2 separate regions of the Homo sapiens genome follow, and region 2 is linked to region 1. The links are chromatin contacts, found by Hi-C or POLR2A ChIA-PET in ENCODE. All regions are on one chromosome and are shown on one strand. Each heading gives the region's core, a stretch centred on a gene start or an enhancer-like site at or near the end of the contact. The rest is flanking DNA. Distances are from core to core; before and after follow the strand shown.

Region 1 (6,770 bases), core at 1,813-4,312:
CTCTACTAAAAATACAAAAAAAAAAAAGTGCATGGAATATAACTTGTAAAACCTCCCACAGCTGAAAGTATATATGTGTATGTGTTTAAATCAAATCTAGGAAGCTTACAATAGAGCTGCATAGTAGTAGCATTTATTAAAGAATCATAACTGTAAACATGAGAATAACTTATGAATTCTAGTTTAGTTCTTTTGTAATTGTAGATATCTGTATTTGCTGCTGTAATATAAGGATAATTTTTAAATGTCATCTTGAAACAGAAACATGTATTTCAAGCACTCATGGAAGGTAACTGAAGAACACTTTTTAAATGGAGAAAATGTTATTTTCTCCGTAAGAATTGTAAACGTTAAACATATTACCTATAATGGAATTAATGATTTATAAGCAAGCTGGTTTGAACAGACATTATACACATGCTTTTCTATACTACAGAATGCCATTACACTTGTGAAATTCTCTTGTCTAACCTGAATTTACATTCCATGGTGATAACATGGTATATGTATTGTTATAAAAATAAGTGACCATGTCAAAAAAATAAAAAAAGAAAAGAAAAGCATAGAATATGGCAAATAAAAATCCCACAGAAGAGTGAGGCAGCCAGGCAAAGTGACTCACGCCTGTAATCCCAACACTTTGCCAGGTCGAGGCAGGCAGATCACTTGAGCTCAGGAGTTCAAGTCCAGCCTGGCCAGCATGGTGAAACCCCATCTCTACTAAAAATACAAAAATTCGCCGGGTGTGGTGGCGCATGCCTGGAGTCCCAGATACTTGGGAGGCTGAGGCAGGAGGATAGCTTGAACCCGGGTGGTAGAGGTTCAGTGAGCCACTGCACTCCAGCCTGGGCAACAAGAGCGAGACTCTGTCTCAAAACAAAACAACAACAACAAAAGAATGAGGCAAAGAACATGCCCAGGAGAATGAGAAAAGAGATGCCAGGTTGCCAGATGTGCAGCAAGGTGAGGGGATGAACAGTCAGATTGGAGAAGGTCAGCAGTCTCCAGCAGTGATGTCTTCAAGAAGATGAAATGGAGAGAATTCTCTGCTATATCTAGATATTCTGAGAGGAAATTTAAGCAACTGGGGGAAGAATTTGAGGTAGAGTTTGTGAGAAATACATAGAAAATAAATGATTTTAAAAAACAAGATTATTAATTCCAGGAAAAATAAAAGTTTGTGCAGGAAAAAACAGAAGGTCTCCCTGGGGAGGACAGACCCAAGGAGGAAGCTGGGCAGGGAATTCCAGGGTCCTAGGTATTCAGAATATGGTCTAATCCTGGGCAAGTGTGCTTTGCATGGGCAAATCCCCTTGGACCCCTTGCCCTGTGGGGAGGGCTGCAGCTGGGGGAAGGCCGGAGATGTGAAGGTAAATGCCAGAAGAAACAGCTAAAAGAGGTGAAAACGTTGCCTCCAGAGAGGGGAAGACGATGGGGGCAGGGCTCTGCTGTTTGTCTTAACAAATCTGGTACAATTATTCGATTCTATATGTGTGTACATGTTCTAAGAAATATTTCATTAAAGAAAAGAAAAGCATTTAAAAAATAAAAATGCAATTCATGAAAGTTCACGGAACCTCTGGACCACTTCTGCTATACTTAGAGATCTCAATAATAGTTTGAAAATCGCCCCAGCTGCGCTGGCATCGCGGCAGCCCCCGGGGGAAGGTGGGAGCGGTGGAGAGGCCGCCGGTGGTCCGTCCTCCTCCCCCCGCCCGCCCCCTCCATTCCCCTCTCCTGCCGCGGCGGCGGCTGCGGGCCGCGCGCCAGTCTCCTCACCCCACCTCCCCCAAAAGTTTGAAAACCACAGGACCCAGCGTGGGCAGTACAGGGAGACGTCGTCTCCAAAAAGTTACAAAATTAGCCGGGCGTTGTGGCACACGCCTGTAGTCCCAGCTACTCGGAGGCTGAGGGAGAAGGACCGGTTGAGACCAGGAGGCTGAGGCTGCAGTGAACCCTGATTGTGCCACTGCACTCCAGCCTGGGTGACAGATCAATACGCTGCCTCAAATAAGAAAAGAAAACCGCAGAGCTGGGCCTTCATTTGAGACCATGTGGGTATCATTTTGATTAAACCACAAAGCATTTTCTCTCTACAGCAGCCCACAAGGGTGAATCCCACTTCCTTTTCCTCCCAGGTGTCACCTCTAACTCTTCGTGTCAGGAGTTTTTCTACCTCTCCGGAGTTCTTTGGCTCTCAGGAACCTAGCACGGCATCACGCGAGTCCCGGCTCAGGTGAGGGGGGAATAAAGGGAACAGGAAGCGCCTTTTGCGGGGCTTTGCAGGCTGGCGGTCAGCGCCTTTCTGCACCCGTGTGCCTGGGGCCTGTCACTCTCCAGCCCCAAGGCCTTCAGCGCATTCCCCGCAGAGCTCCAGGTTACAGTTTCCTCAGCCGCACAGCAAGCATGTACCTCACATTTTTAACTTCTGTCAAAGAGTGGGCCCTGCTCTCATGAGTTCAGCGCTCAGTGGGAGCCAGGTCCCAAAAGTGAACTTCAGGGTCACGCGAGAAGCACGTGTACGCCCCACAAGGGCGTGATTTCGGGGATTTGTCTTTTTTTTTTTTTTTTTCCAAGCTGCTGTGTGCTCAGTCCCTGAGACAGACCCTGCCACCTCACAGGTGCTCAACAAATAGTTCTGGAGTTAACTAACTTAAAAGTACTGTAAAAGAGCTACACAGCAAATTAAATTCGCTGTGCAGCGCAAAGGCACCCTACACACTGCGTGAACGCTTCGGCTCCTGGAGCGCCGGCGACTGCGAAGCCAGGACGCAGGCAGCGGGGAGAGGCAGAGGCGCCGGCCCCCGACCGTCAGTCAGAGGCGGGAGCAGGCGTGCCCCGCCCCCCGGGGGGCGGACCCGGGACGCGGCGGCGCGGGGGCGGGGCCTGGTTCTCCGTGCCGGGGGGGCGGGGCCGGGACCGAACACACCGGGCCGGTTGGGGCCCCGCTCGCCGGCGGGAGCCACCGGAGCCCCGGCCACGAAGGGGTGCGACCCCCCGCCGGCCCCGCCCTCCCGGCTGCGGCCTGGCCAATCAGAGCGGCTCTTACTGGCGGGTGGGCTGAGCCGGCCCAGCTGCTCGGAGGCTCTGGCATGGTAACATCCCCGCGCGGGGGTGGAGGGGCTCGGGGCGGTCCCACAGCGCCCCCTGCGGCCCGGGCCGTGGCCGATGGGGCGGGGAGGCCGCTGGGGATAGCTGGGACCCCGGGGAGGGCGAGGGAGGCCAAGGGTGAGGGAAGAGAGCCCGGGAGGGGGGATGGGGGCGGGGACTGGGGGCGAAGGGGCGGGGGAGGCCATGATGGAGCCTGGCCGGGGGCGAAAGGTGCGAGAGTGGCGGGACTGGGTGAAGAGTGGGATTGGGAGAGGTGGGGGTGGGTTCGCGGAGAAAGATCGGGAAAGAAGAGAGAGGGCGGAGATGAGGGGACTGAGGGGACCAGGGGACAGGTGGGGACCAGTTTCCCCTCCTGGGATATTTGGTGTGCGACATGCCCTTCCCCCAGCCCCAGCGCCCGTTCCCTTTGGAAGCCTGGGTGCTCCTCAGACCACTTGGGGACTCCCTGCTTCACCTTCCTGCATTTGCAAGAGCTTGTCTCCTGAGGTGGAGAGGGGGCCTCTGAAGAAAGGGGCTCCCAGCCCAGGCCATCAACAAACTAACGACTCTGTGTGACCTTGGGCAAGTCACTACCTTTCTTTGGGCCTCAGATTTCCCATCAATTTTTTTAAAAAGGAAATGCATGAAAATTAAATCCCAGATCTCTTCCAGGGTCTAAATGAATAGGTTTTTGAGGAGGAAGTTTAGGAGAATGGGTTTGGTAGGGAAGCAAAGGAAAGGATGAAGATGGAGGCGAGGCCTTGGGCTGGGGCTGGAGAAATCCCCACGGGTGCGGGGGGATGGTAGACAGAAAGCCTGCCGGGCTGGGGCTGGCTAGCCTTATCCTGTTGGAGGGATGGAAGAACTCTAAGGAGAGGAGGAGGTTGAAACCTAACTCCACAATGATGGAGACCAAAAGTAACATTCGCTTCTTCAGAGGGAGAGTGATGAGATGGCAGGATCAGAAAGAAGCAACAGGGGCCGGGCGCGGTGGCTCATGCCTGTAATCCCAGCACTTTGGGAGGCCGAGGCGGGCGAATCACCTGAGGTCAGGAGTTGGAGACCAGCCTGACCAACATGGAGAAACCCTGTCTTTACTAAAAATACAAAATTAGGCGTGGTGGCCCATGCCTGTAATCCCAGCTACTCTGGAGGCTGAGGCAGAAGAATCACTTGAACCCGGGAGGCAGAGGTTGTGGTGAGCTGAGATCGCGCCATTGCACTCCAGTCTGGGCAACAAGAGCGAAGCTCTGTCTCAAAAAAAAAAAAAAAAAGCAACAGGAAGATACTTTCTAGTAAGGCAGATCTTTGGGGAGCAAGAGGAAGAGTAGGGCTGGTCCAGGAAAGTTGGAAACTAGGATGGTCTTTGAAACGGAAGGGCAGGTGCTGTTTGGGGCAGCTGAAGAAGGGCCGCAGGTAGATCACAGGGTAACCAGCTGGTCTCTCAGCCTTTTTTTTGATGATGGCTACCACTTTCTGAGAGATGTGCCTCCCAGCCTTCATCTTCAGGAAGTGGGAATGAGTCAGACCAAGCAGACCTTGGGAACACCTGGCTCGCTGAGGATTTCTGGATTGTGTAAGGATTGGGGTTAAAAAAGAAAAAAGGAAATGTATCTGAATGTAAGCAGTATCATCTGTGGCGCCATCATCCTTGCTGGGAGGCAGCTTTGTGAACTGGTTGAAAGCACAGGCTTTGGAGTCAGACTGCTTGGATTCCAAACCTGCCTCTCCCATTTAATGTCTTGGAACCTTGGTCAGGTTACTTAATCTCTGAACCTCAGTTTCTTTATCTGTAAAATGGGAATAATAACCTCTGAGATGGTTGCCAGGATTAAATGAGTGTTTGACACAGTATCTGGCTCATAATAAGTGCTCAGTAAATATTAGCTATTAGCTGTTATCATTCCCTCTTTCTGTTTTTTTTCCTACTGCCTCTCCATTCTTGTCCTTTTCTCCTTTTATTCTTCTGAGTGCTAAGTTCTGAGATGCCCCTTAGATGTGAAGTCCCAGAAGTATTGATTGCATCTTTGGTGGTGGGAAAGGGGTGGCCCCTCACTGGCCCAGGTGAACATATGATGATCAGATGATCAAGTGTCTCTTCATCATCTCTCAGCCCACAAATGTGTTTTTGTTCCAGGGAAGACACAGGATCTGCTTCTCTTTCAGCAACCATTTCTATATCCTTCCCTGTCACTAGTTAATGTCTTCATATTCTCACCCAGAAATAAAATAAGACCCAAAGTTTTATGGCACTGCAGCAGGTAGGAGAGGGACGGGGTGTTTCAGGAAAGCAGGGACACAACACGGGAAGCTCAGCGAAGGAAGGGCTTTGGAAGTTCTGTAGTAGTTTATGTTTATTCCATTGTTCTGTCCTCTGTGGGGAACTGTCCAGAATAGGCCAGTGTCTGAATCCTGGCCAGAGGTCTTCATCCCAAGTTGAAGATGACTGTATACAGTTAGCTTTATTAGGTTTTCTCATGCCAACATTTCAATCCAATTTCCTTTTTCCAAGCCACAAAGACTTCTGCCAAGCTACCTCTCTCTGTCACAGCCTGTATGTCAGAGAATTTATACAGATGTACATATGCACACGTGTATACACTGTTTTCAAAGTGCATTTTAGGATATTCCAGTATGCAAAAATCTAATAAGGTTAGAGATGAGACTGCATTTTATCACAGCACTTTGTGTGCAGGGCCCTGACTAAACACTTGGGGGAGGTATAAAAGGAGAAAACTCAATCCCTGAATGTAGGGAAATCCCCACATGAGTGGGAGACAAGCAGTCCCACATGAAACACCCAGCAAACATTCACAGAGTAGCATGTCACTCTGCAAAGTAGTGCATCATTTATCCTGAAGGGACACAGGTAGGAGTGTGTGTATGTGTGTGGGATAGTCATAAGGGTAACCTGAAGGAGGTGAATATTGGATCATCTTGAACAAAGCATGAGACTGTAGAATAAAAGAAATGTGTTTCACTTGAGGGTAATCTAACAATTCTGTGCAAAGAGAGGAGGAGGGAAGCCATTGAGTCAGGATGAGCAAAGAAGAGTGTGGGGCGGCCTTCGTTGCAAGGCTTTGACTGTTAGATGAAAGATTTTGTAGGGTAGGCAATCGGGAACCGGTAAGTTCTCAATAAAACGTTGAATCATTGGTGATTTAACCACTTAGGTTGCAGGGGATATACTAGATTGCAAACAGACCTGTTTCATGTGGTAGGAGCTTTGCTTTTAAGGGAGGAGGGCTAGAGGGCAGATTGGATCCAGTCCCAGTTCTGTCCCTAACCAGTGGTGGCTCCTTGGACAGATTATTCCCTGAAAAAGGGGGATACCTTGGGTGACTGCCAGAGTCTCCTCCAGTTCTGACATTCTATGTTCCCTGAATAACTACTAGACCTAACTTACCAGTGGCCCCCTACTGTTTTGTAGGACTTGCCAAGACCATTTAGTCATTCAGTTAACACATACTTATTAGCACCTAGTTTGTACCCATAGATGGTGGTAAGGAAAACACAATGGGAACTGGATATGAGGTGAGCAAAAACAGATGAAGTCCCTGCCCTTCAGTGTTTTCAGTCTAGTAGGGGCCACGGATATTATATTTCATTAATTCTGAGACTCATATTTGAACATTTGTCAAGTCAGGATGCATCTTCAAATTGACAGGATATTATAATTT
Region 2 (6,770 bases), core at 1,249-3,748, 460 kb after region 1:
TCTGCCTCTTTCTGGCCTCACCCTCTCCCCCAACCCGGGCACCCTCGGCCCTCCCTGCAGCCTTAACATTCTCTTCCCCTGCTCCTCCTATCCCATTGCCCTCTGCCCAGCTGACAGTGGCATCCCCAGGGAAGGGGTTGCTGTAGAGATAGCCCCCACCCAGGGGATGGAGGTCTACCCTGGACACTAAGCCAAGTGTGTCAGAGACAGAAGGGAGCTGGGGATTGGCGACTCCTGAAGTTGGGGCAGTGGGATGCTGACAGGCAGAAGCTGAGGTCCTCAGTCAGTGGCCTTTCCTCCTTCTGGGTGCCCAGCCCCCTTTCCTCACCTGATACCCAAGCCCACCACTTTTATTTTCTGGTGAGGTGGGTTTGGGAGGAAAGAGAGGCCTAGAGGAGGAGTTGAAAGCTCTGCTGTTGTCTCACCCTATCTTAATGAGAGACAAGTGAGGTGGAGGGCCTGCCCCCCCTCCCTCCACCAGACACTCCTTCCAGGCCTGAGCCCCAACCCCTCTTCAGGCCTTCCTTCCCTAGCTGTGTCTTGGTCTTCAATCCCAGAACAGGACCTGTGAGCAGCTGCATTGGCCTGGAGCTGGAGAGTAAGGCTGTAGGATCTTTGGAATCTCTTGGTTCCTAAGAGTTTCCTCAGAGATCATACCTCCCCAGAGGGAAGCAGGAATGAGGCCAAAAAGTGTGCATTGGATAGGGGAACAGCAGGCAGGGCTCTGGGTGACGCATGCCTCTGGTCTAATAAACTGGGTTTCAACCATCTCCTCTTCAGTGTTGTTCTCTTATTTGAAAAAGTATTTAGATATTCTCACTAAGTGCCTAAAGCTGAGCTTGGTTTGGGGCCAATTAGGGGATGAGTAAGGAGAAGGTTTGAGTAGGGACACTGTGGTCCCCCTGGGATGGGACAGGCTGACCATTATATCAGGAATAGTTTGAACCACTGGGCAGGGAAAGAGGGAGAAGTCAAAGGCAACAAAGTTCCAAAACAGAATCCCCAATACAAAGGATGCTTTAGAGAGAGAGAGCAGAGTCAAAATTCAAGATAAACTGGAACTTATCATAAAATCTGGAAGCAGGCTGGCACGGTGGCTCATGCCCGTAATCCCAACACTTTGGGAGGCTGAGACAGGTGGATCACTTGCGGCCAGGAGTTCGAGATCAGCCTATGCAACATAGTGAAACCCCCATCCCTATTTTTTTTTTCTTTTTTGAGATGGAGTCTCGCTCTGTCGCCCAGGCTGGAGTGCAGTGGCGCGATCTCGGCTCACTGCAAGCTCCGCCTCCCGGGTTCACACCATTCCCCTGCCTCAGCCTCCCGAGTAGCTGGGACTACAGGCGCCCGCCACCACGCCCGGCTAATTTTTTTGTGTTTTTAGTAGAGACGGGGTTTCACCGTGTTAGCCAGGATGGTCTCGATCTCCTGACCTCATGATCCACCCGCCTGGGCCTCCCAAGTGCTGGGATTACAGGCATGAGCCACCGTGCCCAGCCCCCCATCCCTATTTTTTAATATTTAAAAAAAAAAAAATCTGAGGCCAGGCACAATGGCTCACACCTGTAATCCCAGCATTTTGGGAGGCTGAGGAGCACAGATCGCTTGAGCTCAGGAGTTCGAGACCAACCTGGGCAACATGGCGAAACCCCATCCCTACCAAAAATACAAAACAGTCTGGCATGGTGGTGCATGCCTGTGGTCCCAGCTACTTGGTAGGCTGAGTTGGGAGGATCACTTGAGCCTGGGAGGCGGAGGTTGCAGTGAGCTGAGATGGTGCCACTGCACTCCAGCTTGGGCGAGAGAGAGACAGACCTCATCTAAAAAAAAATAAAAAATAAAAAATAATAATCCGGAAGCAGGTTAGGTCAGAGAGAAAGTTAGGATGAAGTTCCCACGTGAGGTACTTATTGAGGCACTTTATCTGTGGAATGAGTCCCGGGCTATGAGCAAGGGTATCTGGAATCTTGGCTTCGGCTTTATGGCTAACTTGCTGGTTGACCTTTGCCAAGTCATTCACCTGTGAGTTCAGCTTTCCCATTTGTAAAATGGAATAAACTGTGTTTCCCTCCTCAGCCCCTGATAGTTATAGCAGTAAGAAAACGAAACGAAAAGCAGTCAAAGCGTTTTGGAAAGTTAACGCCATGCGCCAAGATGAAGCTATTACTCCAAGCCCCTCTTCATCAGAGGGCTCGAGTTGGGGTTGAGACTGGGGCTGAGGCTGTGGTCCGTCCCCCTTTCCAGGTCCTTGTCTTCCTCCCGTCGGCCTGGGGGCGCCCGCTCACGCGGCCTCTCTATTGCAGAGCTCTTCTCTATGGTTTTCCCTCCCGGACCGTGAAGGCGGGAGGGCGTGGCCAGCACGCCTTTTCCGCTAGTCGCCCCGCTCTATCCCATAGTCTCGCTGCCCTGAGCCTCCCGTGCCGGCCGGCCGGCCGGGGGAACAGGCGGGCGCTCGGGGGGCGCTCGGGGGGCGGGGGGAGTTCCGGTTCCGGTTCTTTGTGCGGCTGCATCGGCGGCTCCGGGAAGATGGCGGCCCGGGCGGGTTTCCAGTCTGTGGCTCCAAGCGGCGGCGCCGGAGCCTCAGGAGGGGCGGGCGCGGCTGCTGCCTTGGGCCCGGGCGGAACTCCGGGGCCTCCTGTGCGAATGGGCCCGGCTCCGGGTCAAGGGCTGTACCGCTCCCCGATGCCCGGAGCGGCCTATCCGGTGAGTGGGGCAGGAGGAGGGGCGCGCGGGCCGGGGGCGGGGCCGAGCGGGGACATGGGAGTGACAGGGGTGGGGGGAGAAGTAGGAGGGACTCCCTTGGGAGGGGTTCGGGCTCTGGGTGGGGGTTGGGGGAGGCAGTGCGCAGAAAGAGAGGGGGAGGCAGTTACACACCTGCTCCTAGGGGCATTGTTTCCCTGGGGAGTCGGTAGAGAACCTGGGTGGGTGAAGTGGGTCCAGGGATACCTGTATGAGGGCCGGAGTGCAAAGGGGCTTGAGCAGCTCCAGTGATCAGAGGAACACAGAACGTGTAGCTGACAAATTGAGGTCAGCTTCTAAAGAGATAGTAGCTAGCAGAGTAAATGTGGAACTGGCGATGTCCGATGTGTCCCATCCAAAATAGACTGAGAATTTGAGTATAATCTGGCTCTCGCTTAGCTTTTGGACTCTGTTTTTCTATGGAGTCACTACTGGAGCAAAGGGTTCTCCTCTCATTGTCCTCCATTCCATCCCTAAACCTTACTTCATTCAAAGATCTCAGGCGTTCCCTGCTTTTCTTTCTTGATGGGGTTTAGCAGGTGAAACCATGACATCTCTGGGTCCTCTCCCCTCTGTAGAGACCAGGTATGTTGCCAGGCAGCCGAATGACACCTCAGGGACCTTCCATGGGACCCCCTGGCTATGGGGGGAACCCTTCAGTCCGACCTGGCCTGGCCCAGTCAGGGATGGATCAGTCCCGCAAGAGACCTGCCCCTCAGCAGATCCAGCAGGTCCAGCAGCAGGCGGTCCAAAATCGAAACCACAAGTAAGATGATCCTGGGGCAGAGGGAGGGAGGGAGGGAGCCTGGGAGGACACAGGTGGTGGGAGTACCTGAACCAAGAAGTGGTGGTGCTGTGTCAGCAGATGGTGCTACAGAACTCATCCTTGAGAATGCTTGGTGGTGGTGGTGGTGGTGGTAGTTCTTTGAGAGAAGCTTTGCAGTCCCTTCACATTACTATAAATGGACGTGCTGACAGCTTATTTTCACGTTCTGACTAGTTCTGTCCCAACCTGATAATAGTATTTATTCCCAACAGTGCAAAGAAAAAGAAGATGGCTGACAAAATTCTACCTCAAAGGGTGAGTCCAGGCTATATGTCTTCTGGAAAGTGTGGTGAGTTTGAGTATAGAGATGATCATCCTAGATTTCAATTAATTTTTCTGTTCCTAAGATTCGTGAACTGGTACCAGAATCCCAGGCCTATATGGATCTCTTGGCTTTTGAAAGGAAACTGGACCAGACTATCATGAGGAAACGGCTAGATATCCAAGAGGCCTTGAAACGTCCCATCAAGGTAACACAGGAAAGTACTAGGCAGAGAGCCAAAGGAGAGGACCCAGGAACCTTCAGCAGAATTAGGATGAGAAATCAAAGGCACAGCACAACTCTCCTTGGCATTTAAATTGCATCTCTCCCTTCCGCCTACAAACTGAGAATTACATTAGGAGGATAAGAACAGAATGGCAAAGGGGGAGGGGCTCTTGATGTCTCTTGCACTACAAATATACCCTTGTCCATGTTTTCGCTGTAACTGCTCTGCTACCTTGGGAACCTGGCACCTTGCATGACTTTGTCCACCTGGCATCCCACTATATGCACTTGTACTTAGGCTGATGGCCAGTACTCCTCTTCTAAATGGAATCTTCATCCACCCACCCAAGGGACTGGGTAGACAGTAAGCCAGTCTGTTAGGAGTAATTTTGGGGTTTGGGGAGACCGTTGTCTTCAACATCAGACCACTGAAGCCCCACGATCAATCCTGTTTCTGCCTTCCTCAGCAAAAACGGAAGCTGCGAATTTTCATTTCTAACACTTTCAATCCGGCTAAGTCAGATGCCGAGGATGGGGAAGGGACGGTGGCTTCCTGGGAGCTTCGGGTAGAAGGACGGCTCCTGGAGGATGTGAGTTCAAGGTCCACAATGGTTGGCATCTAGGGTGGGAGCTGCTGGGAATGAACAGTGTTGTCTGGTCAGCAGGAAGCCTAACTGGTGCTCACAGCTCCTTTTGGGAGCAGTAAGGAGAGGGACACTGTTCCCTGCACTGAAAGACAGTGGTCCTTTGTGTTTGCCCCCACACCTTTGGCCCTCACTGGTATCATATGGAGAACCTTATTGTCCTGGGATCTGATTTGTGGTTTACCTTCCTCTTGGTGCTGCTGGCCATTGGATTTAGCCATATCTGTAGATTATTTAGTTTTTTTTTTTTAATCGAGTTTGCACTTAATTTGAGGCTGTGTTTCCTCTCTGAGTCCTTGTGGTATCTCCATCTTCTCAACTTTCACTGGAGGCACCCCACAGTTTAAGTAGGATAGATTTCTCTTGACAGGCTCTTTGTTGCTTCCTGGGGAGCATCAGCTGACAGGTGATAGTCCCCAAACTTCCCACCCCAGAAGCTCCTCGGGGAAGCTCACCTTTCTCTCATTCCCTTACATTCTCTGGCTCTTATTTTTAGCTGCTCGCAGGCAAGCTAGTTGGAATGCACTTTTGCAGGAGAACCAGGGCTCAGTGTCAGAGCCTCCTTCTCTATATAGGTCCGGTCCATCTGCTGGTGGTGTCATTCTGTCCAAATAAAGCTGTTTTTGTTCTGGCTGCTTATTGCCTGTGATTCATTTCCCCTCTAGAGTCAGACTTTTCTCTGTTCAAACTCGCTTAGTTATGTGCAATGGTTTGCTTAACTTGCCTCATTTCCCTTGGGCAAATGAGATGGGTAAAACAGTGACCCTCTATGTGTTCTAGGCTGCTTCTTCAGGGTTCTGTTGCTACTATGATTGGTTTAATACCTGCAGATGCCTACTTTGCCTATCTCTCTTAAGAGATATTCAGAAGATATTTTTTGAGTTTTTTTCCATTGTTGTTGGGGTTCCTTTTTCATAGGATTTTGTCTTGGGAAGTTTCTTCTGGCCTTTCCTAATGTGATTTTTATTTTCTCTCCTCTAGTCAGCCTTGTCCAAATATGATGCCACTAAACAAAAGAGGAAGTTCTCTTCCTTTTTTAAGTCCTTGGTGATTGAACTGGACAAAGACCTGTATGGGCCAGACAACCATCTGGTAGAAGTGAGTAGCTCTGCCTTCTAGGCTTTGACTCTGATTGGAGGATGATGGACTTGGGAGCCGTATTTTAATGTCTAAGGAGATGGGGAGGTATAAAGTAGTCACTCTAGGTGTACACAGTACCGCTCCAGGTGTACAGTTTGCACATTGACCTCTAGGTGGCACTAGCATGTTTAGTTAGGACCAAGGGCTCTTGTAACCTAACTTGTCCCATCTTTTTAATGTTACTATCCTGGTCACTGCCACCTCTTTCAAGGGAAAGTCTACTGGTGGCCTCTTGTATGTGCCAGGCCATCTCTGTATCTTGCTTGTTAATAATGGTGAGATGTAGTTATCCATTTTTCCTGGCAGCAGTTGCTGTAATTAGAGTGATTGACTGATAGGGTACTAGTACTTGCCAAGGTTACCATTATAGATCTGGGACTTCCTCTTGGTCTCTGCTCTGTTTACATTTACATTCCAATTCACCAAAAATCCTTTATTATGATGCCTGATTGCACAACGTTTTGAAGCCCATGTTAGCAACAGTATTCTTTGGGAAACAGGCAAAACCAGAATGACAGTCCAGCCAGCACTCCAAGTGAACCTAACCTGCTCCTTTCTTTGCCAGTGTAGCTGCAGCCCCTTAACCTCAACCACTAAGAGACATGGGGAGGTCTTTACCATCTAATAAGGGAAGTAAGTCATAGAATCAATAGAAACTTGTAAATATATTTAATTTTATAGCAGTAGAGTATAGTGGCTAAGAATGTGGACTGTAGAATCAGACACATCAGAGCTCAAATGGTGGCTCCGCCACTTACTGGCTGTTTGACCTAGGCAAGTTACTTTATTATGCTGAGCATTAGTTTTCTCATCTGTAAAATAAGTATAATTGTGCCTATCTTGTATAGATGTTCGGGAAGTGAGATAATCCAGGTAAATGTCTTAGAATACTGTCACACATAGTAAGTACTCAGTAAATGATAGCTATGTTACT

The links. Hi-C counts contacts between places; a loop is a spot of excess contacts on that map. ChIA-PET counts read pairs that join two places held with the same protein, here RNA polymerase II (POLR2A). Pooled maps may share reads with other maps.
Region 2: a map of naive thymus-derived CD4-positive, alpha-beta T cell shows a loop between it and region 1 (4-fold over the local background). The contact joins the promoter of SMARCD1 here to the promoter of PRPF40B in region 1. A Hi-C loop is called at or near these places in 1 of 168 maps with a recorded cell type or tissue (naive thymus-derived CD4-positive, alpha-beta T cell) and 5 of 50 pooled maps. POLR2A ChIA-PET finds 5 or more read pairs at or near these places in 3 of 52 experiments (BJ, Caco-2 and activated CD4-positive, alpha-beta memory T cell).

Annotation. Positions count from the first base shown.
Region 1 is chr12:49,620,499-49,627,268 of GRCh38, forward strand. PRPF40B (pre-mRNA processing factor 40B) reads left to right here and starts at 3,063. Exons shown (of 26, transcript NM_001031698.3): 1 at 3,063-3,095. The coding sequence starts at 3,093. It also overlaps a transcript of FAM186B not described here. RefSeq lists silencers at 1,869-1,918, 2,779-3,278 and an enhancer at 2,109-2,198.
Region 2 is chr12:50,082,844-50,089,613 of GRCh38, forward strand. SMARCD1 (SWI/SNF related BAF chromatin remodeling complex subunit D1) reads left to right here and starts at 2,499. Exons shown (of 13, transcript NM_003076.5): 1 at 2,499-2,703; 2 at 3,318-3,505; 3 at 3,778-3,820; 4 at 3,913-4,035; 5 at 4,520-4,642; 6 at 5,678-5,794. The coding sequence starts at 2,527. ASIC1 (acid sensing ion channel subunit 1) reads left to right here. Exons shown (of 12, transcript NM_001095.4): 12 at 1-768. RefSeq lists enhancers at 992-1,724, 2,082-2,341, 3,191-3,922 and a silencer at 2,412-2,851.